Linked DNA regions of Homo sapiens: region 2 is linked to region 1. A link is a contact called in ENCODE Hi-C or POLR2A ChIA-PET data. All regions are on one chromosome and are shown on one strand. The core of a region is the stretch at or near the end of the contact, and the rest is flanking DNA. Distances in the headings are between cores, read along the strand shown. Region 1 holds the start of TSPAN10 (tetraspanin 10). Region 2 overlaps SLC38A10 (solute carrier family 38 member 10).

What was found. Hi-C counts contacts between places; a loop is a spot of excess contacts on that map. ChIA-PET counts read pairs that join two places held with the same protein, here RNA polymerase II (POLR2A). Pooled maps may share reads with other maps.
Region 2: a loop to region 1 is called in a pooled map, with 2.7 times the contacts of the local background. The contact joins the enhancer-like site here to the promoter of TSPAN10 in region 1. A Hi-C loop is called at or near these places in 2 of 50 pooled maps. POLR2A ChIA-PET finds 5 or more read pairs at or near these places in 2 of 52 experiments (PC-9 and WTC11).

Annotation. Positions count from the first base shown.
Region 1 is chr17:81,632,877-81,639,600 of GRCh38, reverse strand. It overlaps TSPAN10 (tetraspanin 10), which reads right to left and starts at 2,405. Exons shown (of 4, transcript NM_001290212.2): 1 at 2,195-2,405. It overlaps NPLOC4 (NPL4 homolog, ubiquitin recognition factor), which reads left to right and starts at 2,489. Exons shown (of 17, transcript NM_017921.4): 1 at 2,489-2,685. The coding sequence starts at 2,671. RefSeq lists a silencer at 2,550-2,759.
Region 2 is chr17:81,253,165-81,259,888 of GRCh38, reverse strand. SLC38A10 (solute carrier family 38 member 10) reads left to right here. Exons shown (of 16, transcript NM_001037984.3): 12 at 6,649-6,724. Among named protein-coding and RNA genes, the nearest start is that of NDUFAF8, 17 kb to the right of the region's middle. RefSeq lists an enhancer at 4,491-5,182. Within about 2 kb of position 4,913, at least 21 of the 41 ENCODE cell types and tissues checked have a DNase peak (open chromatin) inside an H3K27ac peak, as active enhancers do.

The DNA of each region.
Region 1 (6,724 bases), core at 1,156-3,655:
AAAGAAAAAAAAAAGAAGAAAACAAAGGAGAAACCACGTCTACTGACACCTTGATCTGGGATTCTAGCTTCCAGGACTGTTAGGAAGTAATTCCAGGCCGGGCATGGTGGCTCATGCCTATAATCCCAGCACTTTGGGAGGCTGAGGCGGGTGGATCACGAGGTCAGGAGATCGAGACCAGCCTTACCAACATGGTGAAACCCTGTCTCTACTAAAGATATAAAAATTAGCCGGGCGTGGTAGCGCACGCTTGTAATCTCAGCTACTCAGGAGGCTGAGGCAGGAGAATCGCTTGAACCCACGAGGCGGAGGTTGCAGTGAGCTGGGATCGCGCCATTGCACTCCAACCTGGGCGACAGAGGGAGATCCGACTCAAAAAAAAAAAAAAAAAAAAAGAAAAGTAATTCCAAACCACCACCCAGTCTGTGAGAGATTTTGTTATGTTATATTTTCTTATAACTGAGATAATTATTACAGTTAAAGAGATCGGACTTAACTGAACCCATCTTGCTTCTAACCTCCAAGCTGTCCTTGTTCATTCCTGGGTGTAGGCTGAAATAACTTCGGGAGGCGCTTAGTTTATAGTTTAGCTTTGAAACAAAGATGGTAACAGCCCTTTGCAAAACAAACTCCCTTCCTACCTGGGGACAAGACTGCCTTTTCAGGACTAACAAATTAGCCATAAGATTAGAAATTATGGTTTAGGAGTCATGTAGCTGGAGGCTACAAGATTCTAAACCTCCCAAATTGCTTCTCAGGATAACATCACTATTAAAAAACAGATCAGCGCTTGAGATATTTTGCAGACTCTGCACTCCATGGATCAGCTGGCACCACCCAGATTGATAAACTGGCTCATATCTTGTGGCCCCCACCCAGGAACCGACTCAGCACAAGAGGACAGTTTTGACTCCCTATCATTTCACCTCTGACCCAACCAATCAACACTCCCTACTTTCTGACCCCATACCCACCAAATTATCCTTAAAACCGCGGATCCCCAGCCGGGCACGGTGGCTCACGTCTATAGTCCCAGCACTTTGGGGAGGCCCAGGTGGGCGGATCACCTGAGGTCAGGAGTTCAAGACCAGCCTGACCAACATGGAGAAACTCCGTCTCTACGAAAAATACAAAATTAGCCAGGCATGGTAGTGTGCGCCTGTAGTCCCAGCTACCCGGGAGGCTGAGGCAGGAGAATCACTGGAACCCAGGAGGTGAAGGTTGCAGTGAGCCGAGATCGCGCCACTGCACTCCAGTGTGGGTGACAGAGTGAGATTCGGACTCAAAAACAAAAAAAAACAAAAAACAAAAAACTCTGATCCCTGAATTCTCAAGGACACTAATTTTTTTTGAGTAGTAATAAAACCTCAGTAACCTGTACAAGCTGGCTCTGTGTGAATTAAACTCTTTATTGCAATTCCCCTGTCTTGATAAAGTCTAGGCAGTGGGCAGGGACAATATGTTGGGTAGTTACAGTGGCACCCTGAGCAAACTAATACAATTACTAACATAATTTAATCAATTAATGTAATTTAACATAGTTTAAAAAAACTGTCACAGTAATTGTGATGTTGTGAAATATGTATACATTTAGTCTTCCGGTTTCCTGGTATCCAACTCCAAAAATCCTTAGAATCTGTGAAGTGACGTCTTTTTTTTTTTTTTTTGAGATGAAGTCTCACTCTGTCGCCCAGACTGGAGTGCAGTGGCACCAACTCAGTTCATTCTAACCTCCGCCTCTTCGCTTCAAGAGATTCTCCGGCCTCAGACTCCCGAGTAGCTGGGATTACAGGTGCCCGCCACCACGCCCAGTTAATTTTTGTATTTTTAGTAGAGACGGGGTTTCACCACGTTGGTCAGGCTGGTCTTGAACTCCTGACCTCAGGTGATCCACCTGCCTCGGCCTCCCAAAGTGCTGGGATTACAGGCGTGAGCCACCGCGTATGGCCTAATTTTGTATTTTGAGTAGAGACGGGGTTTCACCATTTTGGCCAGGCTGGTCTCGAACTTTTGACCTCAGGTGATCCGTCCACCTTGGCTTCCCAAAATGCTGGGATTACAGGTATGAGCCACCGCGCCCGGCCTGAAATGCAGTTTAAACTCGTTTGTTTTTCTTATGTTAAATTTAAAAAATACTTAAAAAAAAAAACATGAAGGTGTGATCCTGCCTTCCTGAAATTGTTTCTCTACTTACCTGTGCATGGAGAGAAGTTTGGAATGCTGTTTCCCCAATTATAATACGCTATAATACGCAGCAGTAGTTATTTTTGGGTGAGACTTCGGATGCTCGTCTTTGCTTCCTTTTTGGACTTTCCTGTGCCGCTTGGGTTTCCGAGGACGAGCAGAAGTAATCTCAGACGCAACTTTCCAAAATCCCCTCCTCCAGTTGCAGGGATGGCGGGGGCGGGTCAGCGGCGCCGCCCTGCGCATGCGTCGAGCCGTTGGTGGGGCCGGAACCTGGTTTCCCGGCCTCGCGCCCGAGGGGAGCGTATTGAGCGAGGCACCGGGACGTCGGCGGCTGGCGGAGCCGGGCGGGCGAAGCTGGAGCGGCGGTGGCGGCGGCGTAGGGAGGCCGGGGCCGGGGCTGAGGCCGCGGCCGGGTCTGCGAGGCCCTTGGGGCGGCAGGCGGCGGCGGCCCGGGGCTCGAGCCCGGAGGCAGGAGCAGCCGCCATGGCCGAGAGCATCGTGAGTGCGGCGGCCGGGCGGGAGCGGGGACGCCGGGATGAGGCAGCAGATTTGCCGGCCTCGGCCTGTGGGGGAGGCGGGCCTGCCGGCGCCGCGACTCGGCCCCTTTCTCTTCTCTCGCCAGGGCTTTCTCTGTAGTGGCTGGGCCCCTCTCGGGGACTTTCACCCCCCTCGGCTGCTTCCCGTCCGTGTCCCTCCCCAGGGGACTTACGACCCCGGTTCCCCGCCCTGGGCAGGGAAAGGCCGAGCCTTTCTAAGCAGGGAGAATGGACTGTGGCGAAGAGAAACCGCCCTCCTTCCCCACCCGTTTCCCGGCTCCAGGAGACTTCCTGGTCTAATTCCAGGGACTCCCAGCCAGTCCTGCCCCTCTCAGAGCCAGGGACACCTCTTATCCTAATCTCCCTCTGATTCTCTCCTCCTGCTCTCCCGCTTCCCAGCAAGTGCCTTGTCATGAGTCACTAAGGAGAGCAGCTCTGCAGACGGGGACGTTACAGAGCTCCCTCCCCACCAGAAGACCTGGGAAAATGAAAACACAGTAACTTGCCGGCTTTGCTCCTTACTTGGAAGGACAACTTGACAATTCCTCTTTAAAAGGAATGTTGTAAATGATGTTGATTTCACTTTTTACCTGAAATTGAAATTGTCGGCCCGGCGCAGTGGCTCACGCCTGTGATGTCAGCACTTTGGGAGGCCGAGGCGGGTGGATCACCTGGGGTCAGGAGTTCGAGACCATCCTGGCCAACATGGCAAAATCTTGTCTCTACTAAAAATACAAAAAATTAGCCGGGCGTCATGGCGCACTGTAATCCCAGATACTTGGGAGGCTGAGGCAGGAGAATTGCTTGAACGCGGGAGGTGGAGGTTACAGTGAGCTGAGATCCCTCCATGGCACTCCAGCCTGGGCTATAGAGCGAGACTGCGTCTCAAAAAAAAAAAAAAAATTGTCACACACTCCTCCTTAACGTAAAAAATATCAGTGACAAATCAGAAAACCAGTCCCTCGTTAAGTTGTGAGAAGTTTCTTCCCAAAAGTAAATGTGATGGGAAAAAAACTAACTGACCATTGGACAGGAGCATTTTGGTTAATATTAAGGAAGATTTGGGATTTCTGGGGGAAGCTTAGCAGTATTGGGTGAAGAGTAATGTTCATACTGTAGCATTGTGACAGTCTCTGCAGTTTTGCCAGGTGTTGTCTAGAATAGGTCTCCAGGCCCGGCGCGGTGACTCACACCTGTAATCCCAGCACTTTGGGAAGCCCAGGTGGGTGGATCACCTGAGGTCAGGAGTTCAAGACCAGCCTGGACAACATAGTGAGCCTAGGTGGCGTCACTGGACTCCACCCTGGGCGACAGAATGAGACTGTCTCACACACACAAACAAATGGGTCTCCAGGAGAACCTAGCACTTATTTGCAAGGCTGTTCTCTGGTGGTTCCATCATCTCTCCAGTCAGGGGCCCTCTTGGTGCCTCCATGTTTCCCAACCTGGAGATGAGTGGAATGAATATATGGCCCAGGAGAAACTTAGGAAACGTCGACTCCTTTTTTTTTTTTTTTTTTAACCTTATTTTATTTTTTTGAGATGGAGTCTCACTCTGTCGCCCAGGCTGGAGTTCAGTGGTGCGATCTCTGCTTACTGCAACCTCCGCCTCTCGGGTTCAAGAAATTCTCCTGCCTCAGCCGAGTAGCTGGGGTTGCAGGTGCTCGCCAACACGCATGGCTGATGTCTTTTTTATTTTTAGTGGTGATGGGGTTTCACCGTGTTGGCCAGGTTGATCTCGAACTTCTGACCTCGTGATCCGCCCGCCTTGGCATACCAAAATGCTGGGATTACAGGCATAAGCCACCGCGCCTGGCCTTTAAATCTTTTTAATTAAAAACATTTTTTTATAGAGATGAGGTCTCTACTATGTTGTACAGGCTGGTCTCTGAGCTCGAGGGATCCTCCTACCTTGGGGTCCCAAAATTGCTAGGATTACAGTCCTGAGCTACCATGCCCGGCCAAGAAACCTTTGACTCCTTTGAAAAATAAAATGTGGCCATGCAGTGGCTCACGCCTGTAATCCCAGCACTTTGGGAGGCCGAGGTGGGCGGATCACGAGGTCAGGAGTTCAAGACTGGCCTGACCAACATGGTGAAACCCTGTCTCTACTAAAAATAAAAAATTAGCCGGGTGTGGTGGCATGCACCTGTTATCCCAGCTACTCTGGAGGTTGAGGGAGGGGAATCGCTCAAACCCGGGAGGTGGAGGTTGCAGTGAGCCCAGATTGCGCCACTGCACTCCAGCCTGGGCGACAGAGCAAGACTGTCTCAAAAAAAAAAAAAAAAGTGTTAATCATTGGTGACTTTGCCTAGAAATAGGTTAGGAATTAGCACTGAAACCTTCTTTCAAACTACCTTTGTACTTTTAACTGAGTTAAAATAACCATTGACAAGTGAAAAGTGTTTCAGACAAGGCCATTTTTTTTTTCCCACTAGTGTATAAGGCTAGGCTCTCATTGACAGCATTGGATCTCGTTGAATGTCTCAGATTGTGAGGAATTAAAACACTCTTCTTTTGAAATTGATTTAAAAAGTTATTTTGAATTTAAGAAAGAGATCTTTTGAAAAGTTTCTGGGCTGGGCATGGTGGCTCACACCTGTAATCCCAGCACTTTGAGAGGCCGAGGCAGGTGAATAATGAGGTCAGGAGTTGAGACCAGCCTGGCCGACATGGTGAAACCACGTCTTTACTAAAAATACAAAAATTAGGGCGTGGTGGCTCACGTTTGTAATCCTAGCACTTTGGAAGGCCGAGGCAGGTGGATTGCCTGAGCTCAGGAGTTTGAGACCAGCCTGGGCAACACGGTGAAACCCCACGTCTACTAAAAAAAAAAAATACAAAAAATTAACCGGGCGTGGTGGCGTGCACCTGTAGTCCCAGCCACTCAGGAGGCTGAGGCAGAAAAGTTAGAACCCGGGAGGCGGAGATTGCAGTGAGCCGAGATCGCACCACTGCACTCCAGCCTGGGTGACAGAGTGAGACTCTTAAAAAAAAAAAAAAAATTAGCTGGGCGCGGTGGCGGGCGCCTATAATCCCAGCTACTTGGGAGGCTTGAGGCAAGAGAATTGCTTGAACTCGGCAGGCAAAGGTTGCAGTGAACCGAGGTCGCGCCATCGCACTCCCACTCTGGGTGACAGAGCAAGACTCTGTCTTGGGGGGAGAAAAGAGTTTCTGTGGATTTAACTGTATCTCACCAGTTCTTCAACTTCCCCAAGAAGCGTTCTAGTCTTATTTTCTTATAAATAGGGAAACTTAAGTTACCAAGAGGCTGTGTGTTCATGTTGTCAGGTCTGTCTCTTCCTGTGTATTTCATTTTGTAGTCTGTGTCAGAGGCTAGGCCAGAACTTTCCATCGTACAAATTATGTTTGTCTCTTGTTAAATACTGGAGTTGGCCTTGGAAACCTGGACTCCCATCTTCTGTGGTAGAGGATCAAGTAGGATGACTTCTTCACCTTAGAATTCTGCAGCCTGAACCATTTAGCTCTGTAAAGAATGGCGGTAACATGCTCTTGTTCCAGAGTCATCGTTTGAAGGAACATTCACATGTTCCCCTTCATTAGAACAGAGCTTTCCTTTTTAAGATAGCTAAGTGTTGGCAGACAGATTTTAGAAACAAATAAGTGGAAGTATTTACCTAATGCTATATATTGTGAAAACGTTTTTCTGGGGTATTGAATCTAGAATGAAGTATACTAGACGTTAGAAGTATAAAGAATTGTATTTCTTTTCTTTTTTTTTTTTTTTTTGAGACGGAGTCTTGCTCTGTCACCCAGGCTGGAGTGCAGTGGCGCGATCTGCTCACCACAAGCTCTGCCTCCTGGGTTCACGCCATTCTCCTACCTCAGCCTCCCAAGTAGCTGGGACTACAGGCGCCCTCCACCACGCCTGGCTAATGTTTTGTATTTTTAGTAGAGATGGGGTTTCACCGTGTTAGCCAGGATGGTCTCAATCTCCTGACTTAAAAGTTGAGAACATATTGGGTGGAGCCTTTTCTGCC
Region 2 (6,724 bases), core at 3,664-6,163, 380 kb after region 1:
TCCAGTTTTCTCCTGGACAGGGTCGGCGATCAGGCCTCAGTTTGGTTTGCTGCTTCAGGTTATTTATTATTTGTTCACCAGGACCGTGGGTGGAGTTAGGACCATGAGCCCTCAGGCAGCTAGCTGCAGGCCGCTTCAGGAGGGGCCCCGTGGCGCCCTGTAACCTCGACCCTCCGTCTGTGGCAGAGTCCCGGCCGCAGCGCCCCATAACCCTGACGCCTCCGTCTGTGGCACAGCCCGGGGTGCAGAGATGCGTGTTTCCTGAGTGTGGCTTTCCAGGTGCAGCCGCAGCTCCGTGGCCTGGGTGGCTACTGCCTCCCTGACCCTCCCAGGCCTAGAGAGGGAGTGCCACACAAGGCGGCCCTGCAGGCAGCAGACCTCCCCAGGCCAGCCCTCCCACGAGCTCTGAGTGGCACCAGGCAGGGATGGGCAGGTAGGTGCTGTCCACGATGACCTTCACGCTGGGGTCTTCTGCCTCTGACGACAGCTGGGTTTATGCATCCACACTGCCCGTGTGCCGACCATATCCAACACACCCCTCTGCAGAGGCCCCGGCTCAGTCAGATTCGCTGGGCGTCATCTGCCCACCACCCGAGGAGCCCCAGTGAGCAGTGCCGGCTCTGGCTGGGGGTCTCAGGCGGCTATGGAGGTGCTGGCCAGTGACTTCCGCCTCCAGGAGGGGCCTCCACTTCTGTAACAGACAGGAGGAGAGGTCCGTTGAAGGGAGCCCCTGGCGTCGGCTGAGTGCGTGGGGACGCCATCTCAGCCGTGACCCTGGGGCTTGTTGTCATCTCTGTTCTGAGCTCCGCACTCCTGTGCCTGGAAAGCTCCTTCCCAGCGTTGTCACCTCATACAAACTGCCCCGAGGGACACTCTCCGAGGGTCTTCCTGGATCCGCTGTGCTCATATTTGCCAAGGATGACTGTTCCCGGATGGCGAAGGTGGGCAGGGGAGCCCTGCCTTCTGGGTTCCGTGCAGCTGGCGGGGCTGTGCTTGGGGACAGTAGGGGTCACCAGAGAAGGAAACTGGGAGTGTTCCGAAGCAGCCGGTGGAGCTGCCTTGCGTTGGATTTGGTAATTCGGACTGGAAAAACGTCCACCTGGAGAGGGAGGTGGGTGTTTTGCTCCCACCTCAGCTGGTGCCCCAGGCTCGGTCCTGCCTGAGCAGGGCCACTTACTGCTGTCCAGGCCTCTGGGCTAGACTGGGCGCTGACATGGGAGCTGTCGGTGGGATTGTGGTAGCCTGGGAGCTAGAGTCCAGTGTGCTGAGACCCTAGCCCTGGGCAGTGAGGGGTGTCGCCCTCGTCCAGCAGGCTGCCGGGGAGTGGACTTCTCGGTGCCAGCCAGCAGGAGGCTCCCCGTCCCCTTAGCACTGCGCCGCCTCTGCCTGCGGCCGGTGCAAGCAGCTGTATCCCGTCATGAGGCTTGTGCGGGCCGTGGGCCTCCGGCTCACCTGGTGCCCTCCGAGGCCACATCTGGTTTCTGTTTCTTCCACGAGGCTGTAACAAAACACATGGCCCCTCTCAGAACCACATGCTGCTTGTTTTTAGCGTGTCTCTGATTTTCCAGCCCCCGGCTCCCCCGTGATAGATGGGCTGCCGGGCTGAGGCTGAGCTGGGGTCGAGGGTCCTGCACCGATGTGCGCTCCCTGTCAGACTGCTGAGCGGAGTTTTATTGGTCTCTTTGATGCTGCAGAGGCCAAAGATGGTACCTGCTGACTGGGTGAGAGTCCTGCGTGGCCCTGGGCTGTGGCCGTGAATCCCATCCTCATGCAGATGTCATGTGTCGTGGTTAGACGCGCACAGCCGGGGCCCCATGCACGGCTTCACAGGCCTTTGTGAGCATGGCTGAGTCCCTGCAAAGGCTCATGAAGACAGTTACCTTGAAAGCTGGGAGTCGGGCCGTTCGTACCTGCTCTCTCTAGCACCCTGAAGGCTAGGGCTGGGTTCGGGTTTTGTGACATCTGTTCCTTTCTTGGAGCTGCAGGTCCCCTGTCCTCCCGGTGCCTGCACGCCCCTCCCTTGCTGCATGGGGCAGCACAGCAGGGCCCGCACCCCTCGGGCACCCTCGTCCCCGCTCCCCCAGCGGGGCAGGCACAGCTGCACTTCCGCTCCGTGGGAAAATGAGGCAGGGGCCTGGCTGAGAAGGGACCCAGAATGCGGTGATGTGGGACAGAAGGAGGGTCTGCTGGGTGTCGACGGGTCGTGTGTGTTGGTGCGGGGGCAGAGATGGCCACAGTTCTGTGTGCTCAGGCCCAAGCGGGGACACACAGCCCCCATGCGTGGAGGCAGGTCACGTGGCTCAACACAGGCCAGAGGCTGCAGGAGGCAGGGCCCTTCGGAATTCGGCCAGGTCCTGCACGGATGGCGGGGTGATCTCAGACAATGGAATCAGCTCCCTGCCATCTCAGGACAGCAACAGAAACATGACACAAAATTATAAGAGGAGGAGAGGCGCGGGGGACACAGCAAAGGAGCTATCAGAAGCCTTCTCCGGGCCGGTACAGCAGCTCACACCTGGAATCTCAGCACTGTGGGAGGCCAGGGCAGGAGGATCACCTGAGGTCAGGAGTTTGAGACCAGCCCAGCCAACATGGTGAAACCCTGTCTCTACTAAAAATACAGAAATTAGCTGGGTATGGTGGCTGGATGCTGAGGTGGGAGGATCGCTTGAGCCTGGAAGGTCAGGGCTGCAGTGAGCCGAGATGGCACCACTGCACTCCGGCCTGGGTGACAGAGTGGGACCCTGTCTCTTAAAAAGAAAACTTTCTCAGTAGGGCATGCAGGAGAGCTCCAGCAGGGTGGCGTTGTCCCCACAGTCAGAGGAGAGAAGGGAGAAGCATGTGGCCCTGTTTCTCACGGACCATTCGGTGCTCTGTGGAAGGAACTGGGAGCCTCTCCCGCCTCCCAGGAGACAGCAGTGGTGCCAGCCACGGCGGAGGCAAAAGCAGTGGTGAGGAGGTTCCGCCTGCCGGAGGCTGTACCAGGGCCTGGCTGTGTTGCCAGCCCAGACACCCGGGTACCAGGAGCCAGATAGCCTGGGATTCCCCCTCACATTCGCAAAGATCAGACCATGAGGTCATTGGTCAGCTGTGTGCTCAAGATTGGGCTGTAAAGCCAAGCCCTTCATGAGTAATACTTTCTCATGGCAGCATCAAGGGAAAGTCAGAAATCAGCTCTTAGAAAAGTTGCCTAAAAGCAGGGACTAGCTTTGAAGTCACGTCAGCGGCCATTGTTCTCACCTCTTGCGAGTGTGGCGCCCTGGGATCCCGAGCCTCCTCCTGAACTTGGGGCGGCACTTGAGTGGATGAGGCACTCCGTCCGTGGGATGCCGGGAGTGTGTTTAAAAGTCACTTCGTCTGGGGGCCGTCTGATGTGACTGTCTCCACCTTTACTGATCACAAAGTGCACAGAGGGAGCCATGGCGGGTCCAAGCCGGCAGCCCGCAGAGCCACCTTGCCGACTCTTGGGGTCCGGACGGCAGCGTCGCTGGCCTCCCCGCCCGTCCGTGCTGGCCTCCGGTCTGGGGTGGACGCCAGCCTTGAATGTGGGGTTGGGGATGCATTAGATGTTGCCCCTTCCCCTCCAGGTCACCACCTCCAAGTCCCCGAGCATGTCTGACTCCAAAGACCGAGCCCTGAGCTGTGGCCTTGGCAGCCTTGGGGCCTCCATGCCCGACTAGACAGCAGGGAGGAAAGTCTGAGGGATCCGCCTCCGCCGTGGCTGAGTTGTGGCCTCTGTCACTTGTTAGGAAGGTGTGTGTTTTTGTGGGTGCCAGGAGCTGGGAACCTGCGTCAGCACCTGGCAGTGAGGAGCCGCTGGGACAGCATAAACACAGCATTCCTGGCACCACGTGCCAATGATGGTCACGGGTCGTGGTTTCTTGTGACTGGAGATGATTTTTTTTTTGAGATGGAGTCTCGCTCTGTCGCCCAGGCTGGAGTGCAGTGGCACGATATTGGCTCACTACAGCCTCCACCTCCCAAGTTCAAGCAATTCTCCCACCTCAGCCTCTGAGTAGCCGAGAATACAGGCGCGGCACCACACCCGGCTAATTTTGTATTTTTGTTGAGACAGGGTTTTGCCAGGATGGTGTTGAACTCCTGACCTCAAGTGATCCTCCTGCCTCGGCCTCTCAAAGTGCTGGGATTACCGGAGTGAGCCATCATGCCTGGCCTGGAGGCGATTTTTGAAGCCAAATGAGGGAGGATGGTTGCCCTGCGGCAGCACCCTCTGCTGGGTGTTCCTGGGGGCGTGCGTGGAGCCATCCCCCTTGGCCGTGGCCGCCTCTACTGTGGCTTAGCCGGGTGTGTTGCTGGCCTTCTAGGAGAAGAAATTCGGATGCCAGAGATCTCCTCCCTCCCGAGGAGCTCAGTCGTGAGCTGGCGGGGGCACTCCCCATACAGGGCCCCTTTCTGTCTTTGCGCAACCTGTGTTCATGTTGAGAGTGGAAGCGGCTGGCAGCACTCGGACGTTTTTCAGTTGCTGATTTTGAAGTTTTGTGTTAGTTTTACTGCAGCCAAGAGGCACTGCCGGCAAACTGTCCCTGACGCAAAGATGGGCTCCGTTGTGGAGAAGGCTGTGTGCATTGCCCGCAGACAGCTGCAGAGCGCCGGGCATGAAGGCTGTGAGTGCAGCCCTTGGCTGGTCAGCTGCTGCAGGCGGCGGGGAGCCAGGACACTCGCACAGCCTTCCTGCAGGTGCCCGTGCAATCCAGCAACACTTGCAGAACGCTGAGAGGCGTGGCGTTCCCGGGAGGTTCTCCAAAGGGACCTCTGGGGCAGCTCCCGGCTCACCGTGCTCACTTCCCGTCCCGCGGCTCCTGCACCCACACAGAGCTCCCCCTGGAGCCCCAGACTGGTCATTCACGGCCTGAGGAACTGAATTTTGCTCCTGCTGAGAAAATGACTGCTCTGAGGCAACTTGTCCTATGACAACGGAGATTTCCTTTGTTTTGCTATATTTTCCCTTCCCCTCCCCAGCCTCCCTTTCTTCACTTAGTAATCCATTGGACAGGCCCTCTTGATTGACAGTTATGGCTTGTTTCCGCATGGGGCCTCTGCCGAAGCCTAATCGTGTGATGGAGACCAGTATGTTTTCACCTGCTCAGGCGGGTGGCCATACGCTTATAGAATTGGTCACTTGGGCCAGGCGCGGTGGCTCACGCATGTAATCCCAGCACTTTGGGAGAATGAGGCGGGTGGATCACTTGAGGTCAGGAGTTTGAGACCAGCCTGGCCAACGTGGTGAAACCCTGTCTCTACTAAAGATACAAAAATCAGCCAGGCATTGTGGCAGGTTCCTGTAATTCCAGCTACAGGAGGCTGAGGCATGAAAATTGCTTGAACCTGGGAGGCAGAGGTTGCAGTGAGCCGAAATTGTGCCACTGCACTCCAGCCTGGGCGACACAGCAGGAGTCCATCTTAAAAAAAAGTTGAATTTGTTACTTTAACTAAACTGTAGAGCCTAGCGTCTGCTTTCTGTTAACTAGTTTATTACCCAGTAGGGTGGTACCTTCCCTCTACAGTTTGTCTAGGACTCTCAACTCCAAACTGACAACAGTGTAACTGTCTGTTTCCCTAGACTAACATATCAGGCTGCTCTTAGAAGGCTGGTAGAAAGCTAAGCTAATTGTCCCCATTTTCTTCTCCTATGGGAGCTGGTGAGGCCCCATCTGCTGCTCTGAACTGGACTCTGTGTGAATTCTTCCTCAGACAGCTTCACCTGAGTCCCCCTCGGCTGCAGCGCCTGTCTCAGTGGACATATGGCCTTGCTGGGACAGGGAGGTGGTGATGGCGGTGGTGGTGGTGGTGACGGAGGTGACGACGATGATGGAGGTGATGGCAGTGACGGTGGAGGTGACGGTGATGTAGGTGATGATTATGGAGGTGGTGGCAATGATGCAGCGATGGTGGTGGGGATGGAGATGGTGGTGGTGATGACGATAATGGAGGTGATGGCAATGATGGTAGGGTTGGCAGTGATGGTGGTGATGGTAGTGGTGATGGTGATGATGATGGTGATGGTGGTAGGGATGGAGATGGTGGTGATGATAGCGGTGATGGTGATGATGGTGACGGTGATGATGATGGTGATGGTGGTAGGGATGGAGATGGTGATGATGGTGACGGTGATGATGATGGTGATGGTGGTAGGGATGGAGATGGTGATGATGGTGATGGTGATGGTGATGATGGTGATGTTGGTGGTAGGGATGGAGATGATGGTGATGATGGTGATGTTGATGGTGGTAGGGATGGAGATGATGGTGATGATAGCGGTGATGGTGGTGGTGGTGGTGGAGGTGACGGTGATGACGGTGATGATGGAGGTGATGGTAATGGAGGGGACTGTGGGAGAGTGGGTCGGTGGGCTCGTGCCGCCATCTGGTGGTAATGACTGAGTATTACATGGAGTCTAGTTCTCCCTGCCCCCAGTTAGGTGTAAATCGCATTTTGACATATTTTTGTTGTGAATACACATGAAAAATGACAGTTTTCTGTGCTACTTAGCTGCTAATGATCGAACAGGAAAAAGAAACTGCTTTGACTCTGCCATTTGGCTGGAAAATATGGTAACAGTCCAGGGAGAGCTGCCCCGCTCCTGGAGCTGCTTGGCAGTGCAGTTCCCTAACTGTGCCCTGCTCCCAGCCCAGGATCCGGTTGTGGCCGTGGCTGAGGATGGCCGGGAGAAGCCGAAGCTGCCGAAGGAGAGAGAGGAGCTGGA